Regions from separate parts of the Homo sapiens genome. Here regions 2, 3, 4 and 5 are each linked to region 1. The links are chromatin contacts, found by Hi-C or POLR2A ChIA-PET in ENCODE. All regions are on one chromosome and are shown on one strand. Each heading gives the region's core, a stretch centred on a gene start or an enhancer-like site at or near the end of the contact. The rest is flanking DNA. Distances are from core to core; before and after follow the strand shown.

Region 1 (2,700 bases), core at 126-2,625:
CTAAAAGATGGGGGAAGAGAAAAATATTTCCTTTATCATTTTCCTTTGTCAATAATAGTACCAAATAAGAACTGAATTATCAAGCATCTACTGAATCCACACCTGTATACTAGAGGGGGGATCATCATGTTTTCGGCACTATGAAATAGCTTTACCCAAAGGGGAAGTGTCCCCCTTCCCTCTAAAGGGCTGAGACTTCCTGGAGAGGGCTCTCCATCAGAAATAGAATGCAAGCTATATAAATTGAAACTTCCTAGTAGCCATATTTTTAAAAAGGAGAAAAGAAACAAGTGAAACTAATTTTAATAATGTATTTTACTTAACCCAACATATCCAAATAGTATTTCAACGTGTTATCAATATATAAAATAACTGACATCTTCTACATTCTTTTTCCATACTCCATCTTTGAAATCTTTTGTGTACTTTAAGCTTACAGCGTATTTCAATTTGGACTAGCCACATGTATCCACCGTTTCTGACAGCCTAGTTCGATACTCCAGAGTCCCTAATAGTTAATTCAAGACAAAGTAGGGGAACCAAGTCAACTTACAGCTAAAAATTATGTGCCAGGGCAATAAATTCAGATCCTCAGGAGGCTCTCCCTATTTTACTGTCTTTACTTGGCCAAAATAGGTGCAGACTCGAAAATTAAATAAAAATTTGCTTCATCATTACATTATGGTCAACATTAAAAATGCAGTGCCGCATCTCGCATATTTGATTTGCATTTCCAGAGACTAGGAGTGAATGCGCTTAATTAGGATGACATCAGCTGTGCGTCATTCAGAAGATGACAAAAGTCAAAGCCCTCCTTACAATTTGCTATCTTTGCTTTCATTACGCTCGCCTACGACTTGGTGGCAGAGCCACCCCCGGGGCCTAGGTGTCAGAGACGGTGCTCCCAACTGCCACCCCCAGCCCCTGCCCCCACGCCGGGGAAGATGCAACGAGAAAGGAGGAGGCGAAACCAGGGCCGCCACAAGTCCTCCCGGGACATTCGCCCTCAAGCCTGGCTCGCTCCGATTCTCCCGGCCGCGACGCGTTAAGGCCTCCGCTGCCGTTTGCAGAGCGTCGGCGCCCTAAACCCGCAGACCCCGCGAAACTCAGCCGCCTGGTCAATGAACGTCGCCCCCGAGGCCTAGTCAACGCGGGAGGCAGAGCCAGGCTCGGCGTGGACCCGGGGCCTCCCTCCCCCAACCCAAAAGGCGAACGCCGCCCACGGGCAAGCCGTTAGCGCTCGGGCCGGGCCGCCGCCTGAGTCTGTACCTGCGAAGCGGGCCTGGGCTTCCACGGGAGGCGATGCGGGGGGAATCAGCGGCTGTAGGGCGACTGCGTTCAAAGGGTCCACCTCGACTCAGCTCAAAGACCGTGTGGCTCGTGCAGCCGGCCGGCGCGATTTAAATTTCCCGGTGACTCCGCATTCCGATTGGCTGGTTCGAGCCTAAGCTGTGTGCCCATTGGTGGATTTGAAAAACACGTTGGGAGGGGAGGGAGTCATAGGGCTTGGGGGCGAGTGGGAGGGGGGAAAGAAAAAAAAAAAAAGAGGATGGCATCGCGAGATGAGGGAGCGGCCGGGCGGTGAGGGAGCGGCCGGGCGGTGAGGGAGCGGCCGGGCGGTGAGGGAGCGGCCGGGCGGTGAGGGAGCGGCCGGGCGGTCCCTGAGCGCCTGGCGGGGCGGAGCGGGAGGACTCCAGATCCCGTCAAGCAGCGCGAAGGGGCGGTTCCCTGGGCCGTTCGTGTTTCCATAGGGTTGAAGCGTGCATGGTCCTTGGGCGTTTTCCTGGGCGACAGCCTTAAACAAATACCACAAAATGATTCTCTAAGTCATTATTTTAAAAACTTTGTTGTTGATCTTCATGAAAATAAAAAAATTCTAATTAGTAAATAAGTAATCTTTATAGAAAAACATATTGCTTTGCATTTTTTTCCTATTATGACACCCAAAGTACTCGGCGGGGGTTTCTGGCTACTATGGGAGGGAAGATTTGTGTTATATTTTTTAGTTTAGTTTTTTTTTAATTGCATCATAAAAGACTGTATAGAAGCCGCAAATATGGAAACAAAAGGTTTCTTATGCCTGTTTCTCCAAAAACTCAAGTTTTTTATTTTTAAATAATTTCAAATGCAGCAGAATTGCAAATCTTTATCCAGATTTGCCAAATCTTAACATTTTGCCACATTTGCTATTGCTTTCTCTATACATATATATGTATACATATGCACGCGTGTACATATGTGTGATTTTAATATGTTACTTTAAGAGAAAGTTTCAGAATCATGTCCTTTTTCCTCTGTTTCACGGTGTCTCTCCTAAGAAAAGACATTCTCTTATATAACCACACTGCAGTCATCAAATTCAGAAAAACTGAAATTTCATGCTGTTGTTTAGTATGTAGTGTGTGTTCAAGTTTTTTCAATTGTTATAGTAACATTCTATGCTCATTACACATTTCTGAATTTTGCATTTTTTGCCATATGCTCAAACGAACAAACAAAACAAAGATGGTCAACAGAGCATCAGGATTCTGGGCCATTTTTGTTTCTGCAATTTTTTTGTGTTCTAAAAGATTACATTTTAGAAAAGTTTTCATGGTTTATTTCTTACTATAAATAAATTCAAACAGCAAGTTTGTCCATTTTTGCAGGCATTAATGCCAGCCTCATTCATCGTAAAGCCAGAGTTCATAAAGGGTTGGA
Region 2 (2,700 bases), core at 171-2,670, 360 kb before region 1:
CAGGGTCAGGATGGGCCCTGGGGACTTACTTGTTTTACAAGTATTTCCAAGGGTTCTGATGCAGGTGACCCTCAGCTGTCTTTGAAGAAAGGCTTCTTCAGCATCAAGTCAATGTTCCAACTCTCCCTTGAGCAAGGATGGTACAAAAGAAGGCATCCTTGATTTCCGCAGAATCGGGCACAGCCCAGACTCTGGTCACAGACGCCCACAGCTATGACTCAATCCGACTATATTTGGACTGAGGAAATCTTTCCTCATCAGGTCACAAATAAAAGAATTACCGTACAGAATGGAAACACCTAAATCAGGGTTCTCGAGGGAAGGATGTGAAAGAAAACAAAAGGCCAGTGTCCTTGGTAGGTTGGTGGGTCTGGGCTAAAAGCATGAGACTGCCTTGGTATGAATCACAACCGTATATAGGGCTGGAAAGGCACTTACATGATTCAAAGTTTCCACACGAGACTTAAGAAAAAAATGAGAAACATCTGTTGGAGCAGTAAACAGCTGTCCCCCGGAGTTTCACAGCTCTGAGAGGATGCCGCCAAGGTGGGGCTCCTCCCCACACCTGCGGCTTCCAGGTTCTCGTGACAATCCCTGCACAAACCCAGGGCGCGCATGATGATAGCAGGTTCCTTCCAAACAGGAAAAGAAGTCGTAACTGAAAACCCTCACTTCTTCCATCCCTGCAGAAAGCCAAGCCTCTTCACCACAGGAGACTGTTTTGTTTCCTTCTTGAGACAGCAGGAAGTGGGAGACTTGGAAAATCTATTGTCAACTGATATACGATGCACGCGGACATGCAGAAGATGGGAGTGAAGTTGCTGCTTCAGATCAGTCACAGTACTTGCGTCTCAGTCACAGAAATTCCATGAGGGTGGGCTGCTATATTCCCACTATTTATGTGGCGTTACCAGAGGCAACTTCCAAAATCCACGAGGAAGCAAAACTGTGGGATGGCTCATTCTCAGAAACATAGATGGACTTTGGAGAACTTGTCTATGCATTTTTTTTGTTTGTTTGAGAAGACCCATTATGGCTTTCTTGTTTATATCAATATAGGAAGGAAGCTGTCAAAAGTACACATGAATCACAGCTCTCCAGATGCCTGGTTCAAATTTCAAAGATGACTTTATCTTCTGCAAACTTGTTTTGCCTTCCTGGTGGCCTTTCTTGCTCTATTTTATCTTGTTTTGTTTTTTAAGCACGAGAGCATTCCTTTACCTTAAGTCCCACAGGGTGCTGATATAGCATCCCCTGAAGGTGGGCTTCTTCTCCATTCAGGTGGGGATGCACAGCTACAGCCTCCAAAGGGGGTGGATGGGGGTGGTCAGTTTGCCAGCCACGCCAGATGACATCTCTCGCCACTAGGGGCCTCCCTAAGAGAAGTGATCAGCGTTCTTTCTGGACATTAAAACTCAGCTTGTTTCCTCGATGTATGGCCTCCAGGGGCGTGTCAAGCATTTGATGACCCACAGCAGCCCCAGACTGTGTGAGGCTGGGCAGATGCAGAGCTGTTAGGGGAAACGTTCCTTCGTTGACAATTTCTGGACCTGATCATGACAACCTGGGGCTAAGACACGACCTGACCAGTGATGATGTTACCACCTTCAGCTTCCATCTGGGAGCCAGGAAAGCACAAAGTGGGACCTTTGGTTCTAGGCTGTGCAGCCCTCCCCTTCCCAGCCCTCATCTCTCTCCTGGTGCCCCTCACTGCCTAGACACAGACCCATCAAGATCAGAAGCAGGAGGTTGAGCTGATGCAAGAATATGCAGCATGGTGTCAGCTGATGTGGTTTCGAACATCACAGAGACAACGTCCCTAGAGGTTGCTGGAGTGGGTTGTGAGAAGACCATCCAGTGTGGAACTGGAGCTCATTGTGCACATGACACCTCTCAACTCTCTTGCTCCTCTCCTTAACTCTTGGTTACTTGGTTTGCAATAGGGAAGGACTGGATTGCTGAGAAGCATTGGCATATTGTTCCCAGTTGAATATCCAGGAGTTACTTTGAGCTTCTAGAACTGAAAGTGTTTCTAAACCAACTCATATTGGAATCCTTGTAAGCCCAGGATGTATCTGAGGGTGAACACAAATTGTGCTTATTTTAAAATACATATGTACACATGTATGCATATGTTACAGACATATGCATCTGTGTACACATATGTATGTGTATATTGATATATGCATATATATACACGTATGTATACATGTGCATACACCTGCATATAAATATGTGTGTATATCTCTATTTATGTGCCTGGACATATGCATATGTATACATGTATGTGTGTGCATGCATGTGTATACATATATGTGCATAGACATGCATAGGCATACATATGTACACATGTATAGTGTATAAACATAAGCATGCATATGTATGTTTATATAGACACATGCATATGCGAACATGTGTATGCATGTGTGGTATAAGCATGCATATGCATACATATGTATGCATGTATGTATACAGATGTGGATATGCATACATGAATATACATACATGGTACATAAACATGCATATGCAGCCCAGGCACAGTGGCTCACGCCTGTAATCCCAGCACTTTGGGAGACCGAGGCAGGCAGATCTCCTGAGGTCAGGAGTTTGACACCAGCCTGGCCAACACAGTGAAACCCTGTCTCTACTAAAAATACAAAAATTATCTAGGCGTGGTGGTGAACGCCTGTAATACCAGCT
Region 3 (2,700 bases), core at 15-2,514, 400 kb before region 1:
CTTATGTTGGTTCAGTGGTTTGATGGGCTGTTTACTCTTCCGGAATATTATTGAAGCATCTTAAATCCAAAATGTCCTCTTTATTTAGTTTGTCTCAATGTCTAGGCACACCATCTTGACTGCAGACGCAGACCTCAAATAAACTTCCTCCTCGGGAGGTACCCATTTCCCTTATCAAGGCAGGGCATTTGGCTCAGAAATTGCTCGGTTTCTTTTTTTTTTTTTCTTAAGACAGAACCTCACTCTCACCCAGGCTGGAGTGCAGTGGCACTATCTTCACTCACTGCAGCCTCCACCTCCAGGTTTAAGCAATTCTCCTGCCTCAGCCTCCCGAGTAGCTGGGACTACAGGCACATGCAACCACACCTGACTAATTTTTGTATTTTTAATAGAGACAGGGTTTCACTATGTTGGCCAGCCCGATCTCGAACTCCTGACCTCAGGTGACCCACCTGCCTCGGCCTGCCAAAGTGCTGGGATCACAGGTGTGGGCCACCTTGCCTGGCCTGAAATTTCTCAGTTTCTAAATAGGTTCTTGGCAGCTCCTCTTCTCCAACTTGAAGTTACTGGCCAACAGTATATAATCATCTGCAGAAAGACCAATATGTACTGACTTTTCACTATAGGAAGATTTATTTCAGTTTTGAGGAAATCTCTTGTAACCCTAGAGGATAATGGAATTGGAAGAAAAGTAGATGCTGTTTCAGAGTCCTGGGGTAAAATGTAAAAATGAGCAATATATACACACACACACACACACACATATATATATATTTTTTTTTTTTTGAGACGGGGTCTCACTCTGTAGCCCAGGCTGGAGTGCAGTGGCACGATCTCCACTCACTGCAACCTTTGCCTCCTGGGTTCAAGCGATTCTCCTGCCTCAGCCTCCCAAGTAGCTGGGACTATAGGCACGCACCACCATGCCCAGCTATTTGTATTTTTAGTAGAGATGGGGTTTCACCATGTTGGCCAGGCTTGTCTGGAACTCCTGACCTCAAGTGATCCGCCCGCCTCAAAGTGCTGGAATTACAGGCATGAGCCACTGTGCCCGGCAAGTCTCATTGTTTCACTGTAGCAAGGACGCAGCCAGTGTTAAATCAGGAGGTCTTCCCCTGTGAAGTTGCTTTATTGGAAGCCTTAATCAGAAGAATCATCAGCGGAAAGCAGTTGTCTGCAAAGCCATTCCTCCCCTTGCCAGTAGGTGGCACTGTAGCTGTACTGTTTTCAGATGCCCTCTCCAGCCGTGCAATCTCTCCCTTGGCCCCAGGCTTCTCATGTTCTGTTTCTTCTTTGCCAGGTCTATGTGCTCTCTCTATCAACCATTCCAATTCTTACCTGGCCTATCCTGGAAGCCTGACTTCAGGGGAGATTGTGCTTTATGATGGAAACTCCCTGGTAAGTTGACGGTGACCTGGCTGAGCCAACCCACCTGCCTTGGCTGTGTGGTCATGGAAGGAGATAGATAAGGACGCCCTGCCGTCGGGGGCTGGAGGCGGTGGGAGTAAGCAATACTGGGGAGTTGTTCAAGAGAAGGTGATACTATTTCCCCTCGGGCTTGCTGTGAGTCAACCTCACCATAAGCCAGCTGGCCAGGCCAAGTTAGACATCTGCAGCATAATGAAAACCACTTGCCAGCAGGGGGCCAGTTGTCTCCCTGAATGTGTCACCCTGTCCCATGCCACAGCCTGAGACAGTGTGCAGGTGTTTCATATTCCCTGCCCTCTGGTCTCTGAGGCATCCCTGAGCGGGACAAGATTGCTGTGGGAAGTTGCCTAAAGATGCGTGCAGGGCGCGCCTGCGACGGCATCACACTGCATCAGGTGCTCCGTTCGTGGCCACCTTCCCAAGGGCAGGAAAAGGGATGGAAATGGAGTGGCCCTTGAAGCCAAATCTTGATTCACCAGAAAATGACACACAGCTTACATGCAGATGGCCTGGGGGACAGAGGAAGAGACAGGGAGCTGGACAAAGGAGGGAGAAAGGAGAAAAGAGGAAGGGGAGGGAGGTGAAATCCATCTTCCCTCCTCCGCAGCATCTGTATCCATTTTTCCTTTTCACCAACAGAAAACAGTCTGCACTATTGCTGCCCATGAGGGAACACTAGCTGCCATCACCTTCAATGCCTCAGGCTCCAAACTAGCAAGTGCGTCTGAAAAAGTGAGTCCACTCCCACCAACACCTCTGTCTGGGTTTCGCTGGATGGCTCCTGCCGTGCGCAGGGATGGGATTGAACAAACCTGGTGACATGAAGACTGACTGGTCTCTGGGCCCACTCAGAATTTGTTTCAGAGGGAGAATTTCTGGCCTCTGCATGTGTGGTATATTCATGCATTTGTTAATTCAATAGGCCAGGGGCCTGCAATATGCAAGATACAAGACACTTTGCATGAAAACTCGTGGTCTTATGAAGAAATGTACGTGTACATCAGCCGTAGAGACGGACAAATGCTACACCTTATAAACACAGTACAGTGCAAACCAAATGCTTTACTTTGCTATTTAGAGAAATTGATGTCTTCTGCCTGGAATAATCAGAGAAAGTGATCCAATTGAATTTTTTTTTTTTTTTTGAGGTGGAGTCTAGCTCTGTCGCCCAGGCTGGAGTGCAATGGCGCAATCTCGGCTCACTGCAACCTCCGCCTCCCAGGTTTAAGTGATTCTCCTGCCTCAGCCTCCCGAGTAGCTGAGATTACAGGC
Region 4 (2,700 bases), core at 105-2,604, 310 kb before region 1:
TTCAGCCGTTTTCCATAGAGATAGGGAGAGATACTGGGGCAGGGGAGGGGAGAAGTCTGCAAAATAGTCAGAGAATCACATTTGCTTATAAAATGGCAGAAGAGGAAGGGGCCAGGGACAGGAGAAGCCACCAAAGCTGAGATCATGGTAAATGCCTTTAAGAGAAAGTCCACGGCTTCCTATAGGAAATGGAAAAGGTCAGTGGCACGAACTGCAACTTTGAAAAACCATCAGTAATTCAGTGAATTGGACGTTTGGAGAATCCGCCCTTCAGCAAAGTGATTTTCAGAGAACCAGCTTTGGTAGCTTGATCTTGGCCTACTTCCCCAAGGCCAGAGGGTGAGGAAGCAAAGGCTGCAGGAAGAGGCCAAGAGGCAGCATCTCCTGTTTGGGTCTATGGCCAGGTTTCCTGCTTCGGTGAACCCATCAGTCAATTTTTACTTCTTCCCAGATTAGCCATGTCTGGACCTCATGGGGCAGAATGTTCCCTGAGGTGTAAAGAACCGAGAGATGGCAAAAAAGCTGATGGGCCTGTGATGGGGCAGTTGGAAGGGCAAACAGGCACCAAGGAAGGACAGTCAAGGAAGATGCCAGCAAGTGGGATGTAAGGTCCCGGAGAGCCCTGGCACCCCAAATGCACTCAAATGACCTCGTGAACAAAGATGTCCTAACTTAGGGTTGCCCCCAGAGACAGGATGGCTTAGCTGTTCATGGAGTCTTACACAGAGACCTTTATTTTCTGTTTCCCAGGTAACAAATCCCCAAAAGAATTCTTACCACGGAAGTTGGGGTGATAAGAGCCGTGGTGTCCAAGATGCCATTTGCCTGTAGAAAAACATAAGAGAGATTTTCAGAGGAATCCCCATAGGGGTACCACAGCCCCCTGAGGAGCTGATCACACACTCAGCTCTCCATTAGCTTCGCCTCGCACTGTGGACAAGCCAAAAGAAGCTGCAATGTGGTGTACAAGCCAGGCTTTGCTCTCTGGGGCCGAGACGGTGTCCACAGGGACACATAAAGGATGACCCCAGACTCACACGGGAAACCACAGTGAAAGGGGAAGACAGCCCATCACCAGGAGCCCGGAGAAGCCTGAGCCTCTGCCCCTCAAAGAGGGCTCCACAGACACAGCAACCCCACATGGGCTCCTTCACTTTGCCCTCCCGCGCTGGGGCCCTGCAAAGGCACCAGGAGGCCCAGGGTGCAGGTGCACCGCCCCACATCGTCTCAGAAATGCCCGCTTCCTGCCTGGTTTCATCATCTTCCTCTCTGGCCAACATCAGCAGCCCGCAGTTCAAGCACCGAGACACCTACGGGGCAGCAAATGAGGAAACTCAGACACCCTGCTGCTCCTCGGTCTGCAAATGCGCTCAGTCTGGGGGAATAATCGGGCAATGTGTGGCAAGAGCTCTGACAGTGTCAGAACTCTCTGATCTGCTCTTCCGCTCTGAGGAGTAGACCCCAGGGACGCCACCCCCATGGTGAGGGGGCAAAGAAAAGAATGTGGTACAAAGATTGAGACGCTGGCAGCATTAAACCGCTCAAACGAGAGATTAACGGGCAACCACAGGAGTATGTCTAAGTACATTATTTGATGTGGCCTCAATAAGGAACTATCGATCTATTTTTTCAAGACAACTGCATGTAGCAAAAATTAAGAATCGGTGAAACTGGATGAAGGGCCTCTAGGAGTCCATTATTCCCTCCCTGCAACTGCTCTATGGGATTGAAAAAAAAGATTAATAAAAAATTGAGAGAAATGGGCTCTCAATTTCTCTCAATTGAGTGGCTCATGTCTGTAATCCCAGCACTTTGGGAGGCCGAGGCAGGCGGATCACATGAGGCCAGGAGTTTGAGACTAGCCTGGGCAACGTGGCAAAACCTTATCTCTACTAAAAATACAAAAATTAGCTGGGTGTGGTGGTGCACGCCTGTAATCCCAACTACTCGGGAGGCTGAGGCAGGAGAATCACTTGAACCCGGGAGGTGGGGGTTGCAGTGGGCAGAGATTGAGCCACTGTACTCCAGCCTGGGTGACAGAGTAAGACTTTGTCCCAAATAAATAAAAAAGATTGAGAGAAATGTATTAAGCATTATGTGAAATATTTGGATTAAACATTACATGAGAACATGACATTATATTAAAATTATGAAAAGTATTGTTTAATCATAAAAATTATACTATGTAAAATTATATGACATGGAAACATAGAATAATGTGAAAGGGGGAAAAGTGGAGCCCAGTGGTATTCGCACAGCTAGGCAACACATAAACATGGACCAAGATTAGAAGCAAAGTGTGAGTGTTGTAAAAGGATCTGATATTCCTTTGGTGGGTCTTTAATTTTTCCTAAAAGTGTACTTTAGTTCATAATTGCAACAGCTGGATATGCTTAAATATCCTGCCCAGGATGTGCAAAAGGTGTCGTGAGTGGTGAGGGGGTGAGGAATGCAGCTAAACAGTCAAGCTGCAAACAGTTGCTTACTGGGAGTTTAAAGGCATGAAGACGGAGGGGCCAGTGAGGTCAAATTCAGCTCCAGAAGAAGCCAGCCCCACTTCTGCAGCATAGGGGCTGAGTCTGGGACAGCCCTGGGACCTAACTCTTCCTGGCTATGAGTTTTATTATTTATTTACTTATTTGTAGATACAGAGTCTCACTATGGTGCCCAGGCTGGTCTCGATCTCCTGGGCTCGAGGGA
Region 5 (2,700 bases), core at 1-2,500, 320 kb after region 1:
CTCAAGTGATCCACCCACCTGGGCCTCCCGAAGTTCTGGGATTACAGGCGTGAACCACCGCGTCCGGCCAAACCTCTAAAAGGGTAGTTAAAATGAAAATATAACTAAGTTCCTAAATAAGTAAATAAGCAACCCTTTGTTAAAAAAACAATAGTACATTTAAAAATTGATTATATTATGCCTCTGCATGGGAAGTTATGCCTCTGAACAGCGGCATGGGAAATTAAGTAGGGACATCTGGGATCATGTCTATCCAATTCCAATCTGCCATTGTATTCCTATGCAGGAGCTGCAAAACTGCAAATCTACTTGACATCCCAAGTGAAACCCAATAGAGTTAGCAGAGTCAAAACGGCACAGGGAGCTGTTAGCAACCTGTTCTCAAAACGTCAAAGCAGATACCTAACTTCTTTAAAACATGGAAAACTATGTTCAGCAGCCCAGAGAAAAGTAACTGCTTTCTATGCGACCACCAAAAGCAAGGTTAGAAAGTGTTCTCTATCAGGCTTTAGGCTGAAATGGGGGCAGGGCTTGCAGATTTTCCCAGGACTCAACTCCAGGATTCCCAGCGTGAATCAGAGATGCCAACAGACAACTCACTTGGAGGCAAGATTCTTAGCGAGCTATCAAGAAAGTCCCTCACTCTCTAAAATTGTCCCCGCCCCTACAAAGAGAGGGGTGTGAAGTGTAGACACGGCTAAACCACTATTCCCACTCTGTCAGTGTCATCCTCTCCCGCCCAACCAATCTCCGTTCCATCCTCCCGCGGGCGGCTAAGATAATAAAGACCCTAGGAGGGAATCTTAGCAAGGCCAATTCCGCGAGTTCCGAAGCAAAAGCACAGGTTTTCTTTCTTTTCCGAGTCTAACCCACGTGCACTCAGACGCTCTGCCCCTGCAAGTCGGAAATATGCCTTTACAGGAAGGCAAGCAAGCCAGATTCCAGACCTCACTCAGCGTCCCCAACAGGCCCAGCCGGCTCTCTGCTAAGCCTTCTCCACGATCTCTTTCTGAAGCTGTGAGAAACTTGAGCTCGAGCTCCGCGCTCAGAAAGGGGCGAGAAGGCAGTCGGGGCGCTCCCAAACCTATTGCCTTCACCTTATAGAGGATGACTGTCCTGCCGCTGTCTGTCACTAGAAACTGGTCTGTTTTGTCGCTCTGCTCCACGCCTAGGAGTCCTTCAGGCCCGGCGCTCAGGACTACCGAAGACAACGTGAATTCTTCCTCCAGCGCTGCCATTTTGAGCAAACCTAAGTACGGCCGCGCTCACTCCCGGCAGGCCTCGCGCTTTCTCTCGCGAGAATGAACGGGCCTGAGGGGGCGAGTGCTTGCCAAACCAGGAACCTGCTCTCGCAGCCTGCGACCTCTGGCGGGCGGAAGGAGCGAGCGCGACTGTGAATTTAGCCAGGTGGGCTGGGCCGGCTTGCGTCAGACTCCGCCTCCCGAGACCACGCCTCGCCGAGTCCCGGATGTGCTCCAGGAAGGGATAGGGTAGGCGCGGAAGTGCTGCTTACTGGGTCCTGAATCGGCTGCGTGCTGTTCTAGGTGGGGACTTGAGAGACTGTAGATGGGTCTAGGGAGTGGTCGAATATAAATAAGCTAGATTTTTTTTTTTTTAATTGCAAGGGAACTCCCTAGGAATTCCATCCATGGCCTTGTGGAACGATCTGCCAAAGAAAAAATATTTATCTCTGTAGGTAAACTCCCAATAACGTGCTGTTCCTACGTGAAATGCTTAATTCCCCCCAAGTTTCTTGGAACCCTCTAGAGATCTCCAGTCTTTTCAGTCTTTCAGGCCTTCTGAGTTCTCTGACTCCCCTTCTCTGAGCCCCAGTGGGGAAAATCTCTCCTCAGCTTACAGGAAATTCAGACTAGTTTGATGAAGGTGAAGTTGAAGGTCCCCTGTGTGATTTTTGGCAAGGTTTTTATTTCCGGGAGAAATGTATGTTTCTCAGATAAGCATGGCAGATTCAATCAATAATGTTAAATAAATAAGTAAAGATAAATTGTGATGTTCTTAGGGAGAAACCATTTAATAGGCAATTACTAAACAAATGTACCCAGTGTGACAAAGTGCCTCAGTTTAGATTTAAGCATCCACCAGATCGCCATGTGTGTTGTTTCTCATTGCCCCAACATGACGACATGGGCAAAAGGAGAATATCCAGCTACTGTGAAGGAATCAAATGCAGTCTATTTTTATAATGCTAATAGGTCTTTTGTTGTTCAAAAGTAGTGGCATTATCATGGCTCACTGCAGCCTCTAACTCTTGGGCTAAATAAAGCAATCCTCCTGCTTCAGCCTCCCGAATAACTGGGACTACAGGCATCCATCACCACGCCCGGCTAATTTTTGTATTTTTTGCAGACATGGAGTCTTGCTTTGTTGCCCAAGGTGATCTTGAACTCTGATAATCTTTTAATTTTTAGGCTGGGTTGTGAGATCAAGAGGATATAGTTTATTATTATGCTTCATAACTTACTTTGTGATAGGTGGTAAGAAGAAAAACATTAAACTCAGAAGGGAGAGATAAAGCGTGGGTGTGTGGGGGAGGAAGGAGTGGTCTGTGTATGTGAAATTTTCACTAGGATGACCACAGGCCTCCTTGAGAGGATGTCTTTTTTTTTTTTTTTTTTTTTTTGAGACAGGGTCTTGCTCTGTCGCCCAGGCTGGAGTGACGCAGTCTCAACTCACTGCAAT

Evidence for each region. A loop is a pair of places that touch in the nucleus more often than their neighbours do. ChIA-PET counts read pairs that join two places held with the same protein, here RNA polymerase II (POLR2A). Pooled maps may share reads with other maps.
Region 2: a loop to region 1 is called in a pooled map, with 3 times the contacts of the local background. The contact joins the enhancer-like site here to the promoter of KPNA2 in region 1. A Hi-C loop is called at or near these places in 1 of 50 pooled maps. POLR2A ChIA-PET finds 5 or more read pairs at or near these places in 4 of 52 experiments (HepG2, OCI-LY7, WTC11 and 1 more).
Region 3: a loop to region 1 is called in a map with no recorded cell type, with 5 times the contacts of the local background. The contact joins the enhancer-like site here to the promoter of KPNA2 in region 1. A Hi-C loop is called at or near these places in 1 of 168 maps with a recorded cell type or tissue (PC-9), 3 of 37 single-sample maps with no recorded cell type and 8 of 50 pooled maps. POLR2A ChIA-PET finds 5 or more read pairs at or near these places in 5 of 52 experiments (CD4-positive, alpha-beta T cell, HepG2, IMR-90 and 2 more).
Region 4: a map of naive thymus-derived CD4-positive, alpha-beta T cell shows a loop between it and region 1 (4-fold over the local background). The contact joins the enhancer-like site here to the promoter of KPNA2 in region 1. A Hi-C loop is called at or near these places in 1 of 168 maps with a recorded cell type or tissue (naive thymus-derived CD4-positive, alpha-beta T cell) and 7 of 50 pooled maps. POLR2A ChIA-PET finds 5 or more read pairs at or near these places in 1 of 52 experiments (naive thymus-derived CD8-positive, alpha-beta T cell).
Region 5: a map of CD8-positive, alpha-beta T cell shows a loop between it and region 1 (21-fold over the local background). The contact joins the promoter of NOL11 here to the promoter of KPNA2 in region 1. A Hi-C loop is called at or near these places in 8 of 168 maps with a recorded cell type or tissue (B cell, CD4-positive, alpha-beta T cell, CD8-positive, alpha-beta T cell and 5 more), 13 of 37 single-sample maps with no recorded cell type and 27 of 50 pooled maps. POLR2A ChIA-PET finds 5 or more read pairs at or near these places in 4 of 52 experiments (Caco-2, activated B cell, activated naive CD4-positive, alpha-beta T cell and 1 more).

Annotation. Positions count from the first base shown.
Region 1 is chr17:68,034,410-68,037,109 of GRCh38, reverse strand. KPNA2 (karyopherin subunit alpha 2) reads right to left here and starts at 1,375. Exons shown (of 11, transcript NM_002266.4): 1 at 1,270-1,375. RefSeq lists enhancers at 843-1,062, 1,082-1,629 and a silencer at 1,593-1,642.
Region 2 is chr17:68,397,896-68,400,595 of GRCh38, reverse strand. All of the region lies in intron 10 of ARSG (arylsulfatase G), which reads right to left. Among named protein-coding and RNA genes, the nearest start is that of MIR635, 25 kb to the left of the region's middle. RefSeq lists an enhancer at 1,429-1,788. Within about 2 kb of position 1,420, at least 6 of the 41 ENCODE cell types and tissues checked have a DNase peak (open chromatin) inside an H3K27ac peak, as active enhancers do; they include OCI-LY7, where a contact is called at or near this core.
Region 3 is chr17:68,435,080-68,437,779 of GRCh38, reverse strand. It overlaps WIPI1 (WD repeat domain, phosphoinositide interacting 1), which reads left to right. Exons shown (of 13, transcript NM_017983.7): 5 at 1,301-1,398; 6 at 2,068-2,160. It also overlaps a transcript of ARSG not described here and a transcript of PRKAR1A not described here. Among named protein-coding and RNA genes, the nearest start is that of MIR635, 12 kb to the right of the region's middle. RefSeq lists an enhancer at 1,240-1,740. Within about 2 kb of position 1,264, at least 19 of the 41 ENCODE cell types and tissues checked have a DNase peak (open chromatin) inside an H3K27ac peak, as active enhancers do; they include CD4-positive, alpha-beta T cell, OCI-LY7 and PC-9, where a contact is called at or near this core.
Region 4 is chr17:68,345,250-68,347,949 of GRCh38, reverse strand. ARSG (arylsulfatase G) reads right to left here. Exons shown (of 12, transcript NM_001267727.2): 4 at 778-825. Among named protein-coding and RNA genes, the nearest start is that of ARSG, 55 kb to the right of the region's middle. RefSeq lists enhancers at 1,067-1,206, 1,227-1,336, 2,608-2,700. Within about 2 kb of position 1,354, at least 13 of the 41 ENCODE cell types and tissues checked have a DNase peak (open chromatin) inside an H3K27ac peak, as active enhancers do.
Region 5 is chr17:67,716,486-67,719,185 of GRCh38, reverse strand. NOL11 (nucleolar protein 11) reads right to left here and starts at 1,250. Exons shown (of 18, transcript NM_015462.5): 1 at 1,098-1,250. The coding sequence starts at 1,238. It overlaps LOC101928045 (a long non-coding RNA gene), which reads left to right and starts at 1,508. Exons shown (of 4, transcript NR_188294.1): 1 at 1,508-1,544. RefSeq lists enhancers at 1-77, 1,000-1,189, 1,260-1,339 and a silencer at 640-729.